Regions from separate parts of the Homo sapiens genome. Here region 2 is linked to region 1. A link is a loop called in an ENCODE intact Hi-C map of the cell type or tissue named here. Cell type or tissue: PC-9. All regions are shown on one strand.

What was found. Hi-C counts contacts between places; a loop is a spot of excess contacts. Peaks named below come from ENCODE experiments on the same cell type or tissue, not always from the same donor. Only the 100,000 strongest peaks of a DNase experiment are listed, where the experiment ranks them.
Region 2: a loop joins it to region 1, with 4 times the contacts of the local background. A loop is called at or near these places in 11 of 110 quality-filtered maps.

What each region holds. Positions count from the first base shown.
Region 1 is chr15:89,016,352-89,018,851 of GRCh38, reverse strand. No RefSeq gene overlaps it. Among named protein-coding and RNA genes, the nearest start is that of CARMAL, 23 kb to the left of the region's middle. In PC-9, CTCF peaks have their summits at 860 and 1,059 (motif pointing right); DNase peaks (open chromatin) are centred at 1,231 and 1,991; H3K4me3 peaks cover 1,480 bases; H3K27ac peaks cover 1,254 bases.
Region 2 is chr15:88,656,270-88,658,769 of GRCh38, reverse strand. ISG20 (interferon stimulated exonuclease gene 20) reads right to left here. Exons shown (of 4, transcript NM_002201.6): 4 at 2,287-2,500. Among named protein-coding and RNA genes, the nearest start is that of ISG20, 19 kb to the right of the region's middle. RefSeq lists an enhancer at 1,744-1,793. In PC-9, CTCF peaks have their summits at 1,017 and 1,217 (motif pointing left); no DNase peak of the experiment used is centred here.

The DNA of each region.
Region 1 (2,500 bases):
GGTACAAGAATCGTTTGAGCCCAGGAGGCTGAGGTTGCAGTGAGCTGAGATCATGTCACTGCACTCCAGCCTGGGTGACAGAGGGAAACTCTTGTCTCAATAAATAAATAATAAATGTTCCTGAAAACTGCTGTACACATAGTAGGAACCCAAAAATGCTGGAGATTGTGATGATGGTGGTGACCGTGTCATGAAAGGAGCCCATCTCATTGAGTGCCAGTGTCACTGAGAGGCTGTGAATCAAACGATTGACAAGGTCGCAGGGCCACAGTGGATATCCTTCTGCTAGGAGTCCTGAGGTCCAGCCTAGAAGCTAAGAGTACGTGTGACCCCCCTCACAGGCCCCCTGGGAATTTCAGTTGGGCCTGGCTGACTGGCTGGGCAGCAGCTCAGGAATTTCTCCTGATGAATGGAGCACTGGGCAGTGAGACAAGATACTGACAGGAGTGGCTAAAGCCATGGTCTATTTTTAACATTAGGGCCAGAGTGCCCTGGCACGGCTAGCGGATCTCTGACCTAAGGCCCTGAGAAGCTCCTGAAATTATAGTGAGGAAGCTCTGTGCATACGCAGCACACACATGCACACATCACGGATGTTGTCAGCAGATAATACAAATAATATGCCTTATCTATTTATGTAAGTGCAATTTTTCAGAAACATTTTCTCCAGCAATAGAAATTAAAAGCACATATTAATCATGAGTATTTCAGGAGTAGAGGGTGGATGCTTGAGGGTGTGATGCCGACATTGAGGTGTTTAGACTTGCAAAAGGATCCTTTATATCCGGAAAGCAGAGTCCGGTGGGCTCTGACAAGAGAAATGTCGTCAGCCAAACGCAGGATCCCTGGCAGAGCAGAGGTGGGTCAGTGTTTCCCAGCCTTGACTGCACACTGTGATCCCCAGGGGACGCCCGGATTGCATCAGGCCAATTAAGTCAGAATCTCTCGCAGGGGGAGGCGCGGATAGAGTCCGGTACCCAGGCATCGGTGTTTCGCAGGTCCCCGGGTGATTCCCACGCTCAGCCAAGGTTGAGAACCGCAATTTAGGTGGTTGGGGTTGGGGGCGAGAAAGCCGTGAGTCCAGTTAACCACGAGAGGGCGCGGTGGAGCAGGAAACTCAAGGTTGGGCGGAGGCCGCACATTTTTCTCTCCAGCATCAAATACCAGAGATGCGGATCTCTTTTACAGATAGAGACCGAGGCGCGTGGCCAACGGTGATCGCGCGGGAGCAAAACTGCACCACCCTGTCTTGTGCTTTGGCCATTTCACGGCTTCCGCTTCCAGGAAAAGCCAGGGAAGTTCCGCCTCTGTGGCTAAGCTTCAGCCGTGCAAGGCAGGGCTCAGCTTCGGTACAGTTCCAAACTGGGCGTCGTCCTGGCTGGGTTCTCCAGCCACCGAGACACACCTGTGTTCCTCCCTGCTCACTCTGGCACCTAGGACAGGTCCCTCAGGCAGTGAAGGGATTCCTTAAGGGGAGGCAAAGAGAGGAAGGCAGTAATTTCTTTTTATTTTTTAAATTGACAAATAAAAATTGTATGCATTTGTGGTATACAACATGATGTTTTGAAATATGTATACCTGGCAGAATGGCTTTGTCAAGAGAGTTAACATATGTACTACCTCACAGACTTACTTATTTGTTGTGGGAACGCTTAAAATCTACTCTCCTAGCAATTTTCAAGTATTGTGTACAATGCATTAATTATAGTCATCAGATTGTACAATAGATCCCTTGAACTAAGTCTTGCTGTCTAATTCTGTATCCTTTGACCAACACCTCCACCCTCCACCCCGACGCCAGCCCTTGGTGACCACCATTCCACTCCTCTCCTGTCTCTGTGTTCCGCTGGTTTAAATTCCTCATGTGAGTGAGATCATGCGGTATTTCTGAAAGCCGCCATTTCTGCCTACACTGAGCCTGTTTTTTCTGCAGGCAGCCACAGGAAGCACTCCTTTTGGACAGGAGCGACCTCAGTGTTTCCAGGTGAGTGGGTGTCCAGGAAGTGCCCAAGGAGTTGCCTCCAGGAGAATGAATCACTTAGTGGGAAAATAACAAAAGCACTTACTTGCCAAGACGGTGAAGACACTTTATCCAGCAACTGAAAGCGTGTCTTTTTCCACTGCTGCCCTGATGTTGTCACTGGCAAGGAGACTGACTGCAGAAGCCAAGAAAAGGATTCTTGCCCCTTAAAAAACCTTTTGGGCCACAGATGGTGGCCCGGGATGCTTCAACACTCTATGGGGGCGCCGAGATCTGCGGATCACTTGAGGTCAGGAGGCTCCCTGCACTTAGAAGGCTCAATGGAAACTTCCCCCAGTTGAAATCCTGAACCCGGTATCCCTTTTGCATCAGCAGAGCCCTCTGCCTTCTTAGTGAATGATCAGCTACTGAGCCTCAGCTGGGCCAAGAGGCATTTATTGAGTGTTCTGCATATAGTACATAAGGTCTGTGGAGTGAATGTCTGCTTCATTGAGAAAATAAAGGTTTTGGCCAGGTGCG
Region 2 (2,500 bases), 360 kb after region 1:
GGTTTCAGACTGGTGGCCTGTGGGCCAGACACAGCCCTGACAATGTGCACAATGGCCAGCACTTGTGCATGGCCGCAGCAAGCTGGGGCTGAGTGGTAACTGCCTGCTCCAGCAAGACGTACACTCCCTGTTCCCCACAGCACAGCTGGTCTGTTTCAGTCATTTATTTTTCAGGACAGGCCCTTGAGACATTTTCATCTGTGACCCTTGGAATAGATGCCTGGAATACACCCACCTTTCTCTCTCTCTAGGTGTACCCTGTAGGCTCAGCTGGGGCAGCTGCAGGAGGAGGAAGTAGTACCTGCTAAGACGCAGGCCCTCCCATCGGCTCAGGGGACACCAGATAGCCTGAGCTGCCTGCCCTGACTGGGACCCCAGATAGGGCTCCCCGTGGGCTAGACATTACCACCTCAATAAACATCGCCTTTCCTTCTCCCATCCTCAAACCTCATCAGAATAAACCCCGCATTTGCTGGCATCGACTCCAATTGTGTTGAGGAGTCTAGAGGGGCAGCCCCAAGGCAGCTCTTGATTTTTAGATCAGTAGTGATGGATGCTGTTTATCAGCCCCTGCCCCTCCTGCCCCGGCCCCCCGCCCAGTGCTGGGCACCCTGCATACAGACTCTCAATCTTCTTTTCAGCCCTGCGTGGCAGGAAAGCCCATATGGTGGCTGCGGATACTGAGTGTCACAGAAGTAAGACACTTGCCCGCCATGACTCAAGCCAGAGCCTCAGCCCAGGTCAGCTGACTCTAAAGCTGGTGCTCTTTCTAGAGCTCTCGTTGCCTGTGTTTTACATGACTGCCGCACCTGCTGCTCTCCGGGGTCCTGCCTGCCTGGGAGTGGGGGTGGTGGGCACCTCCCCGGTTTTCTCTCCCCTCAGGGCATCTAAGCAAGTCGGGCTGGAAATTCCCTTTGAACTGCTCTGACTTCAGGAAACCTGGTTTGTCTCTCCTCTCAAGGAAGCCTGAAGCCATGGACAGAACCTTGGGCTGGGAGTCAGAAAGCCTGGGCTCACCTCCCAGGCCAGGCTGCATCATGCTCCAACCCCTCTCTGAGCCTTAGCATCTGTGGCTGAGTGAAGACTGCCTAGAGCATCCCTGGAGCAGCCCCCTAGGCATTTTTGAAGACACTGTCCCTCACACCTCATCCCAAAATGTTCATTATGCAGGTTCTGCCCTCGAAGCTTTCAGGAGGACAGACGGCCCACGGCCACCACCTGGTGGCCAGTCATAGCCAGACAAGGCCGACGCACCCAGCAGCCTTGAAGGCACGTAAGAAATCATAAAACTGCAGGGGGCTGGGTCATCACCTTGAAACCCTGTGGACAGGGTGGGAGAGAACCCTGTGAGAGTAGATTGCATCTCCCACCTCTTCCAGACACGGGAGGGGGCCCTCCAGCTTCCCAGAGGTCAGTGGCTCAGATGGGAGGCATTGCCATCCTAGGACAGCTGAGGGGAAAAAAACACTTGAGTTTGGGGATCAGGCAGGTCTGGATTGAAATCTCTTGGGTTCTTAACCTTGGTCGAGTCCCTCATCTGTGCAGTGGGCCATTTGGGACCCATCTTGCCGGGCTGTGGACCTCTCTGCATGAACAGGCAGCCAAGGGAGGCGGCATGGGGAGAGGCTGGACCTGTGACTGAGTGCACCTTGGTGGCGCCCAGCCCTGGGGCCAGCTCTCAACTGTGGCTGCACATCCTAACACCTGATGCTTAGGCAGTGCTTCTCTCATAGCATGGCCCCCGGGCCAGCAGCAGCGGGGAACTTGTTAGAATGGGGAACTTGCACATTCTCGAGCTCCACCGCAACCCACTGCATCTGAAACTCTGGGGGTGGACCCAGCACCTGCCAGGTGATGCAGTTGCTCACTGTAGTGTGACAGCACCGTGTTCAGGTGCTGGGATGGTTGAGAAAGCACTGCAGGTGACTCAAAAACCCTAGGACCAGAATCACCTGTGGAGGTTAAAAAAAGGAACAGCTTGGCCAGGTGCGGTGGTGGCTCACGCCTGTAATCCCAGCACTTTGGGAGGCCGAGGTGGGGTGGATCACTTGAGGTCAGGAGTTTGAGACCAGCCTGGCCAACATGGCGAAACCTCATCTTTACTGAAAATGCAAAAATTAGCCAGGTGTGATGGCACATGACTGTAATCCTAGCTACTTGAGAAGCTGAGGCAGGAGAATCGCTTGGACCCAGGAGGTGGAGATTGCAGTGAGCTGAGATCCAGTCACTGCACTCTAGCCTGGGTGACAGAGTGAGACTCCATCTCAAAAAAAAAAATTGCTTGGACACCATTCCAATGATTTTTATTTAGTGGAAGCACTAAATTATTAATTATTATTAAAATAACAAGAATTCTGCCGTTGATTCTAGCGATCAGGGACAGCTCTGGTCCAGACCCTCCTCCCCATACAGGATGCCCTCCCCTCAGAGAGCCGAGCCCCGAAACAGAGTGCGGTGACTCTTCCTGGGGTGCCCTAGATGTGCAGGCAGTCCAGGGAAG